2 separate regions of the Homo sapiens genome follow, and region 1 is linked to region 2. The links are chromatin loops, found by intact Hi-C in ENCODE. Cell type or tissue: endothelial cell of umbilical vein. All regions are shown on one strand. Links, peaks and the distances in the headings refer to the core of each region. The heading gives the core; the rest is flanking DNA. Region 1 overlaps LINC02196 (long intergenic non-protein coding RNA 2196). Region 2 overlaps ADCY2 (adenylate cyclase 2).

Evidence for each region. Hi-C counts contacts between places; a loop is a spot of excess contacts. Peaks named below come from ENCODE experiments on the same cell type or tissue, not always from the same donor. Only the 100,000 strongest peaks of a DNase experiment are listed, where the experiment ranks them.
Region 1: it touches region 2 in a loop (27-fold over the local background); 5 of 110 quality-filtered maps call a loop at or near these places.

What each region holds. Positions count from the first base shown.
Region 1 is chr5:7,074,239-7,082,580 of GRCh38, forward strand. All of the region lies in intron 1 of LINC02196 (long intergenic non-protein coding RNA 2196), which reads left to right. Among named protein-coding and RNA genes, the nearest start is that of LINC02196, 42 kb to the left of the region's middle. In endothelial cell of umbilical vein, for the core only: a CTCF peak has its summit at 4,881 (motif pointing right); DNase peaks (open chromatin) are centred at 4,973 and 5,803; H3K27ac peaks cover 1,504 bases.
Region 2 is chr5:7,742,438-7,750,779 of GRCh38, forward strand. It overlaps ADCY2 (adenylate cyclase 2), which reads left to right. Exons shown (of 25, transcript NM_020546.3): 15 at 1,231-1,315. Among named protein-coding and RNA genes, the nearest start is that of CFAP90, 100 kb to the right of the region's middle. In endothelial cell of umbilical vein, for the core only: a CTCF peak has its summit at 3,880 (motif pointing left); a DNase peak (open chromatin) is centred at 3,864.

The DNA of each region.
Region 1 (8,342 bases), core at 149-8,148, 670 kb before region 2:
CTCAAAAAATAAATAAATAAATAAATACATAAATGAAAAGAAAAAGAAAAAAAGAACCAGCCCTATGCCCCCTGCAGTGCCCACTGGAGGATGCCTGAGGTACTTGTGAAGGGCACTGATCATGTTCTCTGCCAACCATTCAGATAATCTAATCTCTTTCCAATCTCAGTACCACAGGCAGGTGTAAACCCTCAGGGCCCCGGGTAGTCTGGGTCCTTACTGTTGATATTTTAAATGTCTGGGTCCTTGCTGTTGATATTTTAAATGTCTGCAGATGTTACCCACTGTGAGGTGAGGTCTGTGTTTCCAGCTGTCACAGAGGACAGTCTTAGCTTTATTTCAGCCCTAACTCTATTCTTCCTTGGTCTTTCCTCTTCTTTTCCCTAACTGCAAATTCATAGCCCTTTGCCGTAGGTTTTGGTGTTTTGGTTGAGCTCCTCCAAATTATTTCTCAAAGAAACATATGAACATAGGAGTTAAATACTTAAAATACTAATCTTTGGGTGGATACTAGGTGGATTTTTTTTAAATCACAATATGTATAGCAAATCTTTAATTTGGAAATCTCATGGAATTAAATGATTAGGAATGTCAAGATAAAAACCATGTTAAAATTCATTTTATACGTCTACTATATTTCATTTACCATAACATTTTAATTATTTTTATTGTTTTAAAATTGATTTGAGTAGAAAATACATATTTTAAAGTACCAATTTAAAAAGAACTTCCTTCTCTCCATCCTTTAAAAAATTTAAATTGGGATACATTTAGACTGAATTTTCACAAAGATAAAATGAAACAAAGCATTTTCACAAATAACTGAATTCACTTTGAGTACAGATATCTAAGGTAAGAAAAACTCATAAATCAGTGGCTGTCTAACCCTAGTGTATGGGTTGTAGTGGAGAAACAAGGAAAAGAAAGTTAATCATTCTGTCTAAAATCTTCACTTGTTCATCAGAAGGGAGAAATGGTGTCTGTGGCTAAATGGCCCATTCGGGTATTTTAACTAAAATGAGGCCAAATGATTCTGCCTGCTTCCTGTCTTTCTCCTTGCTCACCACACACACACACACACACACACACACACACACTCACACTTATTTTTCCATAGAAATGAAAGCTTTTGTATCTGTACTTTCAATTTAGTTGAGAACACTGAGACAGGCAATGGGCCAGGCATTCCACTCAGCTAACTGGTGTCCATGTCAGGCCTCCCCTGCCCCAGGCCCTCACTCCTGGGCATCCTGAGATCAGCTGTATTCTAGCTGCACTCTGTAGCCCCTCCTCCCAAGATCCAAACCCACATCTCTATTGATCTTCAATTTGTATGATTTATAAACTCATAAAATCAGCCCTTCGTACAGCAGAACTCTGCTCCTCTTACTCCAGAGCTGTTGTTCCTCTTAGCCTCCCTCAGTGAGAAATAGCAATGCTATTCTATAGGCCTCCTGATGCTGAGATCCTGTTGTGTATTGAAATGCCTCTCCCCAGCTGCTGTGTGCTAGTGATGGCCAGGAGTGTTTCTTTATTTTTTACCCAGCACATAGCACAATGCCCTCTACATAGTAGATGCTCACTAAATGGTTTGTTGAATGAATGAGATTTATGAACACTTATTAAAAAAGGTTGAACACTGGCATACAGTATTTCTGAAGAAGATAACAGTGATAATGAAGTAATCATGCCTGCAAGCAATATTTGTTCTCAGTGTATTAAGGATGGAAAGCATAGATTTATATGTGGAGTTTATTTCGAAGGTATTGTGCAGGTTTTCAGAGTATGGTCACGGATCATCAGCAAGGCTTTCTATATTGATCAAAATCCTTAAGAATGACAAAAGCAATGGTCTACCTTGTAAGACTGTAAGACTGTTGTGAGATGGTACATTCCTCTCTTGCTTTGTAGAGGCAGCCTCCTAGAAAATGGAAAGTGTTAAAATGTATATACCATGTATTTTCTACTCTTGGGCTTTGCCACTGATTAGAAACCATTTATTTTTGTGAGGTGTCAATATGATTTTTAGGGCTGGATTGGTAAAAAACAAACAAAAAACCTATCAGTGTAGTATTTTTTGCTGGGCAAGATGTTCATTCTTGGAACTTTCTCCAGTTCATCTGAATTTTTGTTTGGGTTAAAAAATTCAATCTGGGAGAAATATGTCAGCATCTACTTGCTATGCTGAAACTCAGGCCAGATCACTTTATAGAGAAATTTTACAAGATTCACAGATAAATTTGCTAGGGAGAAACAAATTACATCATTAATATTATTTGTTGGGAGCTTCATCATTCAGAAAAAAAGGTTTAAAGGAAACAAGCACAGACAAAATGTCTTAATATTCCTGTAAAATCTTACATTAATTAATATATATATTAATTATATAATATATAACATATCTTATAATTATATGCAATATAACATATATAATATATAGTATGTATATACTATATAATATATAGTACATATTAGTTATATTTGTATAATAGACACATATAGTGTATGTACACTATGTCTATACAGGTACTGTATAGGCATATCCTATTCATATACAAGTATATACATATATAGGATAATTAGACTTATAGAGTACAATACATATTATTCATGTATTACATATAATTAATATATTATCTAGGTTATATTAATTTAATATCATTTATAAAGTATAAACTCAAAATCAACAAAATAAGTTTCCTTTTCCCCTCATGTTCTCAACATCCATTACCAGTGCAGGAACAGGGTTTCTAGGATGAATTCTGTCGAATAAGAAATTCCATAAGGGATGCGCGCACATCCTGTTCTTTAAAATTCCCCCAGTCAGAGAATGCTACAGCTGGGATATCTAATTCAGGTCTTTTGCATTTGAAGGATGAGGAAATCAAAATCTAGAAAGACAGTATTCAGTCAAAAACTGCTCAGGGAGGCAAGAAGCCAGGTGGACCCCCCACCCGGCTCTGTCCTCAGTGGCTCCCACCGCCCCTCCCTTCACCCTCCTTTCCTGATTGTGCCAGGGTTTCCGGATTACTGACTTGGCACCCCCCAGGGGAGGTTTCAAGTACAAACTCTGTGACAGTGACCCCAGGCTCCCTCCAGGCTCACTCTCAGTGCTTCCCTCTCCGCAGGCTGCTCCCAAGCACCTTAGCAGTTGGGACGACGGGGCCCATTTACAGCATCACGAAGGCAGTCCCGGTGTCCAGGGATGCACACACGAACCCCTGGTTGCTCAGAGATTTCTAAGCACATGCAAGTTGTTGGCTTCTTGTAGAGACCCTGGGTTGTGGAGAAGATTCTTTGTGAGATGAATCGGATGCAGATAGCTATACGAGTTTGAATATTAAATTTTGACAACTTTTGGGGAAAGCCTTCTTCCATTTGAGTCCTAATGTGAGAACTGATCACCTGTAGAGCTGGTGGCAGTTCTCAGTGGGGATGTCATAGAGCGAAGTAATCGGGGTTTTCCCAGGAGATAATAATAAAGCTAGTCTTTTGTTGTCTGTAGCATCCACCATGGTGCGCGGGGGAAGGTGGCAGGTGTGGTTTCCACGCTCCAGAGACCAGGCTCCCCTGTTCCCTGGTGGACAGACCTCGCCCTTCGGAGCGGAGCTCCTCCACAGCCAGGGCTGAGAGCCTGGCTTCCTTCTCCTCTTCCATGCCTTTAGATGTTTTCTAGTTTAGTTTTATCTTGGATGGGCTCGTGGCCACTCAGCACGTTTAGCGAGTTTTGTTCGAGGGGGCCTTTATTTGCATCTCCAGATTTCTGGGCGAGGACTTGCTGCCAGAACATATGAAGCCTCCATTTGTTTTGTATCCTCTGCTTTGTGTTGGGGTGCGGGTTGGGGGGTGGTAATGAAGGCTGCATCCCTTGCCACCAGAAATCCTGTACTGTTTTAGAGCAGAGAGTGAAACAACTTTGTGGGTGTGTGGATAACCAATCAGAGGGCAGGGCAGGGGCGAACCAGGCAGGTGAGAGCTCCCTGGAGACACCCTTGACCTTCAGTCACACGGCTCCTAGAGACAGGTCTGGAGCGTGATGTCGCCAAGCAGCAGGCAGACTTTGATGAGGCACAGACAGTGGTAACCTGGGTTTCCACAGATGCGCTGCTGTGAGCCAAAAGGGGCCTGTGTAGCCAGGCACACCCCTTCCAGTGAGCAGGGCTCTGCTACCTCCAAGACTAGCCCCTCCCAGGATCTGAAGCTTCCATAGCCTTGTCTACTGTCACGTTCATTTCTTTTCAGAGAGCAATGTTCCACCTCCAAGACGTTTTTTCCTGACTTACTTCACCCTATGCACTGCCCACTTCTTCCACCTCCTCACCGCTCTTTGATATAAATGTCTCGTGCTCCACTTTAGCATGTATGTTTTTCTAGTGGTTTCCTTCAAATTAAGGATATCCTTCCTCCCAGATTGTATGCTCTTTGAGGTCAAAAAATACATCATATCTGTTCTGTTTCTCCCCTCATGCATTTGAATGAATGAGGTTTATGAATATTAATTTTAAAAAGTTGAACACAGGCACACAGCATTTCTGAAGGAGATAACAGTGAAAATGAAGTAAGCTCGCTCACAGGCAATATTTATTCTCAGTGTATTAAGAATGGAAAGCATAGACTCACGTTTGGAGTTCATTTCAAAGGTATTGTGCAGGTTTTCAAAGCCTGGCAGGGCCAGGCTTTCTTATGATTCAGACGCCAGTGTGTCACATCTCCTCCTGCCGTAGCCGGTTGGCTCCGTGGACGGAGAGGGAGCATTTCTGGTTCTCTTAGTACCCACAGCGTAGGAATCACCATCTCTAGCACAGATAAGTGCTCAATAGCTTTTTGCAAATTAGTGACGGAGTGAAAGAATGTATGAATTAAGTAAGCCACGACCCAGTTATCAGCAGAGGGCACCACTGGGCCACATAAAGCTCCCCTGGAAAGGTCAAACCTTCCATCTCAACCATCAGAGAAAGCCCCACTCACTGGCTGCTCCTAATTCTCAACTGAAAATGCTTTTCTGTGGGTGATCCGGAAAGGAAGGAAAAAACCTTTCCATGTCTAAAAACAAACTTCTGTAGCTTGTTTTTAATTTCCCCCTTGTGATAAATTAATGCACACCCCTTGCCAACAATTACAAAAGGATCCAAGCAGCATGAGAATTGATTACAATCCGATAACCCAGAGATAGCAATGATTCATATTTCACAGTCTTGGTGAATTTTCTTTTGTTCCTTTTTTCTACATCTCTATCCATTGACACCCTTAGTATCCATCGGGAGAGCCTTTCTTGGGTTCTTTTTCCACTTACCGTGGCTTTCTTCCAAATTGCTTGTAGCTGTGTAAAATTTTAAAACTTTGTATTAATGCTGACATATCAACCCATTGATTGTTTAATTTTTGCTTGGACTCTTAAAGAAACCTGAAAGGTGTGAGTATGCCCCCAAAGGGTACAGTTTCTCCTAAAGGAGACTCCCCCGAATCTTCGACCACAGCATTCTGTGTGGGACGACTTGGCAGCTTCATAGAACAAGGGGCTCCACCATCTGAGGCGCAAAGTGCTTTGCCAGCAAAATTTACCTTTCTCGGAGGCTGCATATCTGATTACAGAAGTAAATAATACCCTTTCCCTTCAAAAGAATTCGCTCACTGGAGAATACACCTTCTGTAGGGGGCATTTTTCTGATTCAATTCTGAGGTGGTCTTTCCTTGTTAAGCAGGGAGAATGGCACGTCCACAGAGAGCTCACAGGGAGAATTCTGACAAAAGCCTTCCCTTCCCAGAAGGGGGAAGGTCAAAATCTTTCACTCCTCTTTGTATTGTTTTCAGAGGCTTTGTGTGTGTGTGTGTGTGTGTGTGTGTGTGTGTGTGTTTTACTGTTAACCAGTCTTGTTTTAAACACCATTCCCTATTTTTTATAACAACCCTAGACTACATCTGAGAAGCATCCATTATAATATTATATTGGCAGCTCCATTGAGTGCATTTTCTGCATATTTGGGGAAATAGTCCTGGCCTAGTAATTTCCTTTATAAAAAAGGATTTTCATTAAAATATGATGCAATCTCTTGTGTAAACAGTGCTGACAAGTTTGGTCTATGTTTCTCCATTTTTGGCATTCTTTTATTTCATGAAAGCACACACTGCTTTTCTCTTCTTATGTTGCTTTCTTCTTTAGCTTTCTTGTAAGGAAATAATATATCCATTTAATACCTTAGGGTAATTGCAGTAAGAGAAAATGCTAGTCAAAAAAAAATAGAGTAGGGGAAAAGGAACAGGAGTAATTTATGGTCCCTTCAGGGTGAATATGAAGAAGTTTAAACAATAAATAATTTAACATTGAAAAAAATTTAAAAATGGCAGCCAGTAGGTAAAATGTAGACTGAATCAGGTAGCAGACAAGGCGAAACTGATCTATACACACACGGAGCATTGATTCACAAACTCAGGCCACTCTTCTCTACAGGCTTTGTGGGCGTGACTGCGGCTGTCCTGATGATCTTTGCCTTCTGACAGCAACACTGCCAGCTGAGCACTGTCTAACCTGGGTGCTTCTGTGGATCCACCCTTTGTTTTCATGTTGTATCCTTAAATTCAAACTGCTTCCTATTTCTTCCTCCTAAACCGATACATGCACAGGGAGATCACCGGCAAAGATGCGGATCTGTAAGAGGGCCATTATTCCACAATGGAGTGGCAACCTTCTCCTAAGGCCATATTGCCTTTTTTCCTTGAGTTTTTGTTTTTGTTTTTGTTTTTCAATTTCATTTGGTGTCCATGATAAGGATTCAAGTGTTCAGTAAGGTCACATTGCTTGGTATCTTGCATTTACTAATTCACGTGACTATTCTTGTCCATTCATTCCACTAACTTACTGAGGTATTGTTCTCATTTTTTTTTTTTTGGTTATGTGATGAAATGAGCCCCTATTAGAGAGTGCCAGTGTCCAGCTAATTTCAGAGAACAGCTGAAATGATTTTATATGCCCTAGTTCTGCCTGCCAATAAAGATTATGAGCTACATCAGGGCAGAGGTCATAATCCTCCTCTATCTTCTCCATATAGCCCTCGGCATTTGTGCTGGCATCTCTTTCTACATACCCTCCTGCATGCCACTGAAAATGTATTCTCCCCAACTACTACTTTTCTCATTCATCTGTGCATTTTAAAACTTTCAATAGTGGCTTGAAACCTATAGCATAAAGCATGCACTTCAGGATCACTGCCCCAACCCAAACACCAACAAGACTGTGCACATGCAGTGGTCTCCAAGACAGGGAGTGGGTGGAAGGGGAGGAAGACATCGGGGTAGCACCAGTAAAGCTCAGCACTGCCAGGCAGTGAGTGTCCCCTGGCTGGCGGTGCTGTAAGAGGGAGGCTGGAGCAGTGGCCTGCAGGCAGATGTTTGCACTTGGAGTTAAAAGCGTCCTTGAGTGTATGAGGGACTCTGAGGCTGGGCTGCTTCTATTCCCCAAAGCGTGAAGTGGAATGTGAAAAGAGGGCAGAAGCAGAACAGAGAACAGTGTCTGACTCAGGATGGAAGATAACAGATCAGTAACTAAGGAAGGAATTAATTCAACAACAAAATTTACCTCCAAAAATGTCTTTGTGGAACCATGTGGCAGGAACAATAGGAGAATTCCCCTTTAAATATTAAAGAATAAAAGAAAGTCCACCATCACTGATATTATTTATTGGCATCCTGGAGTTCCAACCAGTGTAATACAAGGAGGAAAAAAAAGAAGATCTGAATGTGAAAAGGAAACTTAGCATTATAGGAAGATAATGGATTGGCTGTAGATAATGGATTGGCAGCTAAAAACCTATTTTAAGTGAGTATAAATTTAGTAAGGCAGTTGACACCAAACAAATATGTTAAAAGCAGTAATCATTTGAAAGTGTACAATGCAGTGTCATAGAGTACATTGAGAACGTTGGGCAACCATCACCTCTATCTAGTTCCAAATCGTTTTCATCACTGTGGGAACTCTGTACTATCTTTGCACCTTTTCTGTAAATATAAAATTATTCAAAAATAGAAATTAACAATAGCAATGAAAAACATGACTTATAAGCCAAACACACAATGTTGGTGGCAGAAAGTCCTGGTGTGCTGGGTTATTCAACTTGGAAGAGGAGCAGAGTCCTTAGAGGGAGCTTGGTTTCTGCCCAGTTTAGAACAGAGAAACAAAACCTTGCTGTTTTAGGTTTCCCAATACCTAAAACAAACGCTCATTTATGAGATTGCAAAGGAGAAATTAAAGAAAGTAAAAATAAGAAGCATTAATTAATATGGCAATATAAAGCTACCTTTAGAGACAGATTCAGGAGACTTTAGGGTCATTTCCATTACGTTTTAGG
Region 2 (8,342 bases), core at 62-8,061:
ATCAGGCCAGGTGTTTGAAAGCATTGTGAGTCATGTCTAGGACATGACTCAGTGCCCGAAAGTCATTGATTGGGTCAGGTCCAATTGTTGGTTTGAACTCAAGTTTTTGTAGATGTTGTTTGATGTGTGTCCCTGTAGTCATCCCTCTTAATGGAGTAGGTATCTGAGATAAAGAGTTGAGGGTGGCTTCTCATCATGACAGCATCAGGAGCTTTACTCAGGGCACTAACTGCTCAATTTGTTTCTCTTTCTGTGGGACTCACAGGAGTGCACCTGCAGGAGGATGTCAGCTTGTGGCTGGCTTATATCTGGTTCTTCCATCCCATACGTTGTTTCTGGATGTTACTCCTCTTCTTAGCCAAATCCTCTGTTTCTTCACTGTCTCTAGCCAACCTCATTGGCATGAGGTTCCATTTTGGTCTCAGACACCATCCAACCTCTCCTTGGATGTTCCATTTGCATTTCATCTTTGATGATTCACTGTGCTTCAGTCCTTTTTATACCTCTGAAACTTCTATCCTTGGATTAAACTAAGTTTTAAAAGGCTTTGAATTATTTAATTATTTAAGGGACCTTTCGGATATGTATACAATTCTTATAAGTAAGCCTGTAATCTGTCAGTAGCAGGATTTGCAACTCAGTAGGCATGTTTTTCACATGATCATGGGATGCTTTTGAGTTCATTGGCTCACTCAAGCATGTAAAAAGCCTCGCTACACATTTTGCTGCATCTATGTTGAACAAAATAGGTTGAATCTGGTTTCATGAGATTGGGGAGGGTGAGGACTCAATGTCTCCTGGGTCAACAGGAACAAGGGTGGAACTTGAGGACTTCCAGGCTATCAAGGTGAGGCTGTCCTTAAGGCGGCAGCTGCCAGGATCTCACTGGCAGTGAAGAGGCCACCGAGATGGGGGATGTGGCCAAGTGCCACATGAAACTGCCAGGAACATGGGCGAGTCATTTAAAAAGATTCTTTATCCTTCATAAAGAACTGATGCTTCTGAGGCAGTTTTATTGAGTCAGAATAAGTTAATTGGCCATCGCTGTGTGGACCCTTTTCTATGGACATGTATGTGGCATTTTAGCTCCATTTTTATTTCTCAAAAATTTAGTGAGGATTGCAGTCTGCATTTAATAAAGTCCTCGTTAACCCAAAAGTATTACTGGTAGCTTTCCAGAATGAGAGAAACGATCTCCACCCTGACTTGCTGCTTTTTGTTTCCCGGTAGAACGTCCGTCCTGGGCATCTCCTTTGGGGCTGCGTTTCTCTTGCTGGCCTTCATCCTCTTCGTCTGCTTTGCTGGACAGCTTCTGGTAGGTATTCAAATGTGGCGCTTCTTTGAAAAGTATGCTCATTTCATGAAAGCTGATTTCTTGCCTAAAACTTTCCAAAACAAGGAGCTTATTGCTTTACCACTTCAAGAACTCCAGATCCCAGTTAAGGAAACACACACCCTTCAGGTCTATAACCAGGAATATAGACTGGGACCCCTCATGCACAACCAAGACACGAATATGAAGATGATTCAAAACGTTCGATGTCACATCAGAAGTTGCATTCTTGCTTATTTGGTGTCAATATATTTTTATCATTTCCTTTAAGTTTTCAGAGTATTTATAGCAGCAAATGCAAGTATAATATGAGGCTTTCAGTGTACAGGAGGATTAAAACTAACACAGGAGCAGAAAACCAAACACTGCCTGTCCTCACTCATAAGTGGGAGTTGAACAATGAGGACACATGGACACAGGGAGGGGAACATCACACACTGGGGCCTGTTGGAGGGTGGGGGAAAAGGGGAGGGATAGCATTAGGACAAATACCTAATGCATGCGGGGCATAAAACCTAGATGATGGGTTCATAGGTGCAGCAAACCACCATGGCACATGTATGCCTATGTAACAAACCTGCACATTCAGCACCTGTATCCCAGAACTTAAAGTAAAATTTAAAAAAAAAAGTAAACCTAATACATTGCTACATCCACTTTCAAGCTATAAAATGTTGGAGTAGTTGAAGAAAGCATACGTTAAAATATCTTTTATTAGTGTTTAATTTAAGCCAATCAGGTTTAAATGCTAGTTCTGGATATACAGATTAAACCTAAAATTGAAAGTCTAAAGCAAGTGTTGCTAGCTGGCCATGAGTCTATGAGAGCATCGTAAGGATGCAAACAATGGGATAGAAGGCCCTGAAGATAAGCCACTGTTTCGTTTTGTTCAATGGAGATGACCTGGGACAGAGAGGCCACTCTGAGCTTCTCAGCAGCTCTCTTCCTTGCCCCCATGGGCATTCTCAAGAGAAGCTTCAGAGATTTTTTTAATAAAAATTTTTACATGATAATTAATAACCTATTATAAAAAATAAATAGAAATGTTCTTTAAAATATTTTTCAATGGATGCATTTTATATGAGTTCTGCAGTTACAGACTACAGTCTAGATATTTTCACATTGTCAAAATTATGATTTCTTCTGCTGGTTAGACTGTAACAACGCATTTAGATGACACCGCCAAGGAAGCCTCCTGAGGTTTGTGGCCTGTCTGTTACCTCTCAGGAGTATTGTGGCTTCTATGAAAGAATTTTTTCTCATTCTGCATGCGTTTATAGTTTGCATCTGTGGCTTTATTGCAATGTTGTTTTGCTTTTCATAAAACACACTACTACTGCTAGCAACAACATCAGGACAGCGCGATAGTGGCCTCTTAGAATCCTCGTCCTCCCTTCAAAAGCTCTGAAAAGTGGCAGTCCTGACCCCCACGCTGTCCATTGCATTCCAGTCTGATGTGCTGAAAGGCTTTGGCCAAGGGTGGTTAAGATTCCAAAGCTTGTCTCTGCCTTTCCGCAGTCGACTGTAAGCACTTTGTCCTCTGTGCCTTATACCTTTGCAAACTTGTGTGGATTTTGTTTACTGTTTGATAGTTTAGATGTTTCAAATTGTATTGAAAGCTCTTCCAAAAATGGGACTGTGGCTTCTGCTTTACCCAAATGCACACATAGCATCTCGATTCTCTGAAACCCCCTGAAGACATTGTGGGTTGTATAGAGGAGGGAAGACCCTTGGTTAATATGAATCCACTCCGAAAGGCCCTGATGGAACTCTTTGGCAAAGTTTGAAAACGCTTATTGTAGAAAGAAGCCTGGTTTTCTATGTTCCCGGAATCATCCCTCAGGTGGAAAGGCACACAGGCTCCCCTGCTCTCTTCCTTGCCCCCACAAATCTCCTGAAGCCCATGTCTCAGGTTTCCAAAACAGGAACCATCATTGGTGGTTCCATTGGAAATCCCAACCTAGTTCTAATTAAGTCAGTTCAGATCATTGTGACTAACTAGCCATATTTATCATTTTCTATCCCAGGGAATCTGGTCTTGGATATGGGGGCATGTGGTATATTTAGGGTATCAGGCTGACTTTTTTTCATTCTACTCTCTAAGTTGTTATATTAAAGAAACATAGAGCTGGGGGCAGAAAAAAATATCTCAGGAACAACTCTGCTGCGTCTGTGGGAAAGCATTGTTCCTCTCTGGTGCCTCCCTTTCAGCCTCGCTGGAATCCCACGCCCTGCTGCCCCTCTCATAGCTCCTCCTGTGGCCAGCCTGAGGCCCCGGTAAGCTGTCAAGGTGACACCCACAGCTCCTCCTGCCCTCCCGTCCCTGGAGCTTCCCAGGACCCTGGCCTCCACAGGCCACATGCTAGAAAGTTCTTTTTGACTCCGTGGTATCACAAAGGGAAGATTTCAATGCTACAAATGCATTGGTGCTTACCTCCTCCTCACAAGAAGCCTGGATGGTGTCAAAGTGCCCAGGAAGCCTAGACGTGGCGACACTTGGTCCTCCTAAACTTGATTCCATAAGATCCGTGAATGAGGCTCCCTCTAGTGGCCAGCTGCAATTCCTCCTCCTTGGATGTAATCCATGAAAAAAATCAAGAAGGAATTCTTTTCACTTTAATAATAGGTCCTTTTTTACTGTTTAAATCATTCTTTAAGGATTTTTTAATTTGCAACATCAAATATATTGGTGTACAGCCAATTTAAGAAGGCTTAAGTGCACTCTGCACTCTGCCATCCAAATTCAGTCAAAAACTGCTCATCACAAATATTCCGCAGTGGTCGTGGAGAAACATTGTCACTTCCTAAGTGCTCATTCCCTGGCTTCTTAATAGCTTCCCAGTTGTGTAAGGTTTTATAATGATTTGCATTTATTATGAATTAAATACTGAGTTTATTAAAGAGTACTCAATACCCGAAACTTGCCTTCTATTAACGTATGGTAACTTTCTGAAAACTTCGATGCCAAAGACAGTATTTGTGCTCTAATACCAGCTTTCAGTTCTCCGTATGAAGAAATAACATAAAATGTAATACTTCATAAAGGAAGCTGAAGAGAGGTCAGCCTGGCTAATGTTTTCTTCCAAGAGCTTTGCCTCTGTCATTCTCTGTTGCACAGAAAGCGTAATGCCAATAAATCAAATTGATTGCTTGTTTTACAACTGGCCTTGATAAAAAGGTAGAAAAATATCAAAATAGGCAAAAAAAATGGTGATGATGAATTGCAGATTTTTTCCTGTTGATAGAAAAATCGTACAGGTATTTGTTCAGTGACATGTTCTCAAACACATGGCAGGCATTTCTTTTCTGTGATCATTATTTCTGTGAGAAGCCCAGCCCTCGCCTCCATCGGCCCCTTCACTCCCACCCGAGGCATGCCCCATGCTGGCTCCCTGCTACCCCCACATTGCCCAGGTCTCAGTTCTTGTGCACGTGGGTGGGCCCAGCCACCGGGCACCTTCCAAGATACCTTGAAACTGCACCAAGCCCTTCTTTTTACACCGTGGGACTGACAATCTGTGTCACGTAGCTTAGCCTCCATCATATAAGATCTCACTGAGACCTCTAAATTGTTTCTGTTTCCCCTTGAATATATAGAGTTCCTTGTACTGTAGCATTTTTATGGGGTCCTTTCTTACTTTCTCCTCTCATCCGGCTCTGGTTAGCACTCCCTCATCTCATGGAGGCCAACCTTTCTCAAGCCGAGTTAGGTGTCCCCTGCAGAACCTTCTCCAAATGTCCCAGCATGGGGACAGACTCTATGTGTCAATGATCACGTGGATGAGAGAAGGAATGTGAGTCAGTGGCCTTCATCACGCTGCGTCAAAATGCCTTGTTCACATATGCCATGATTCCTTGACTCTGACGTGCCTCCAGCTGTCTCCTCTGTTGGAAATTATCATCTAACTTTCATAATCCAACTCTGAAGAGCCCGCCTTTGCACCACCAACTCCTCTCATGCTGGCTGGCCGGGATTCCCATTTTGCGTTATTACTTTTATTCTTGTGGATGGAAAGATCTTCAGTGAGTTCACTGTAGCCCTATTTTGTTCATTGTACTACTTCAGGCACTTGAAAAACACAAGATAAATATTTAATATCAATCTGCTTGAAGGAATGTTGGGTTGCACCCAAGTGCGGTTTCCTGGTACCACTGCTCAGAAAACATTCCACCCCCATTCTCACCCCAACTGGACTCCTTCCGAACTTGAAGCTCTGAATCCAGCTCACAGTCATGGCATCCTGCTCCGCATTCTGGCGGGTTCCCAGCCTCTGCATCTGGGCCTGGCATCCTGATGTTCTCACTTGTTGGATCTCCTTAGACACCTCTGCCTCAGGTGCCTTCCTAGGCCCATATAGCAGCCCCTTCATCTCACCATTGCCAGCTATTCTCAGGCAGAGAAATATGTGCCCTAGGGGACCTTCTCCAGATGGCTTAGCAGGAGGGCGGGTTCTATGTGTAAAGGAATGTGTGGGTGAGAGAAGGGATGGTAAGTCGGTGGCCTTCGTCACACTGCATTGAAATTTCTTGCTCACATTCACCATGATTCCTTGACTCTGAAATGCTTTCTACATCGGATGCTATTTAGCATTTCAGAATTTAAAACTCAAGAGGTGAGAGGGAACCTAGAGATAACCTCATCCAGCCTCTAATTCTGTGGATGAGGGACCAAGGACTCCAAAGGTGCCATCCACTTAAGTGAGTTTTTATTTCCAATTATTTAAAATAAACATTTCCCCCCACCCTCCAACACACACACACACACACACACACACACACACACACACACACACAAAATGCTGAAGAAGCTGTAATCAGGCTTCTTGAGGATGCAAATGGAGGCTTTGGAGTAGAATCAGGAATGCAATGACTATGAGGTCTGCAAAGGCTTCCTATCCTTGGGTAAGAACCTTTGGAATAAATCCAAACTATTTATGATGGGCAAGATCCCAATGAGTGGTTCTGATTCCAGCCTCATCATAGTTTATAAGTAGTAAATGTTATATTAAAAATACCTACTTACTCTGCTAGGCACTTAGCTTCTACTGGCTCATTTATGGTCACAAGGGCCCTTGGAGGTAATATCCATTTGACAGTTTAATAGAACCGGGGCTCACAGATGCTACATAACTTGCCTTCCCAGTGGTATATAGCAAGTAGGTGTTGGAACCAGAATTGGAATCAAGCCTTGGAACCTTATAGTAGAAGCAGGTTGCAGAGGGTGCCAGGCTGTGTGTGGGGTGAGTCACAGGCAGACGGTGCCCAGCACTAGGCAGGGATGCCCATGTTCATGGACATGGACCAGCATGGCACCAAAGTTGCCTTGTGACTACTCAGCACCCATTGATCAAAATCACATTGGTAAGTCATGGTAACTTCACATAGTACCTATTCTTATTCTTCTCTACTCTAGTTTCCTAAAGTATGTTTTTCAGCTGTTGGTCCCATTTATTTAAAACTAGGTTCTGGGCAAAGTGTAAATTCATCTTAAAAGACATTTGATAATTTTTTTAAGTTAATTTATAATTGTGTTTAGATTAAAGTAATCTAGTAAGAAAGTACTCAGTATTATAATAATACTTTACAAAATGTTTTATACATATAATAGTCCTTCAAAGTATTTTCAGACATTATTTTATTTGATAATGAAAATAATCCATTTTATCTAGGCAGAAGCTAAGACTAGAATAAGAGATTCAAGTTCACATTTTCATTACAATTAGCAATTAAAAATAGTACTAGTTGTCATTGTAGCAGTAATAGTAATAAGTGCACATTCACAGTCAGATTTAACTTTCTAAACTACCTGAGGCAGACTTACCTTTCTATGATAAATACAAGAGAGTGACTCTAACCAAAAATTCCACCAAACAAACCAACCCCCAAAACACCTTTAGAACGCATATGCTGGATACGGCAAATGAAAATGCCAGAAAATATCAGAAGAAATTTTTCTCTCAGTGTTGTTACCTTGTGCTTTCAATAGCAGAGATAATACGATGCCAGCCCACCAACGTTCTTCCAGGCAGAGATAAAAGCGCAAATAGAGAGGTCGCCTCGGGAAAGGGAAAGTAGGTCACACAGCTAATAGAAAAGCTTTCTACCCCACAGCAGTGTTTTTCCCTTGAAGTCTGTTTTCTTTCCTGTCAATATCCCTCCACCATATTTTATTTTTGGTTAGTATTTGCCTGGTGTTCCTTGTTCCATCTTTCTACTTTCAGCTTTTCCTTGTCAATGAAAAGGATATAGGTTTTAGGTGTGTCTCTGGTGAACAGCATGTAGCTCTATGTCCTTTTCTCTGATCCAAACATCTCTCTCTCTTATTTGACAAGTGTGATCCATTTACCTGTATTATAATTATTACTAAAATCTTTTAAAACCCAATTTGTATCTTTTTGCTTCTACTTGTTTTTCCTTCTTTTCTGCCTTCTTTTGGACTCCTGGAGTTTATTCTCTTTTATTCTCTCTAGTGACTTGGAACTTATATACTCTAGTTTGTTTTTTCAGTTATTACCTTAAAACCGTAACATGTACACATGATTAACAAAGTATATTATTAATAATATCTCCACTTTCTTGTTGAACAATACAGGGACCATGCTCTGAGTCTGGTAATTTTTCTCATCTTCCATACTAGCATGGTTTAAATTTTTCTAAACTTAAACTGCTCAAATTATTCAATGTTTATTCCTGTTTTTGTTAAACAATGTATTTGTTTACTATTTTTTCCAAATACCATTCCACCTTTCTGGACTCAGTTTCCATATTACTAAAATGCTTCCTTTTATAATCCTTCCCATGAGGGTTTGTATATAATATACCCACTCAGATTTTGTATTTTAAAAAGTCTTTATCTTTTCCCCATTGTGATTATTTATAATTTTTTCTAACATTCTAAAAACAGGATTCCATAATTTCCTGGCCTCTGTGGGAATGAGATTAACTCTCCTGTCCATCTAACTGTTGTAGACACTTGGTCCCTTGTCTCGGTGGGAGTTTTTGTAGGATT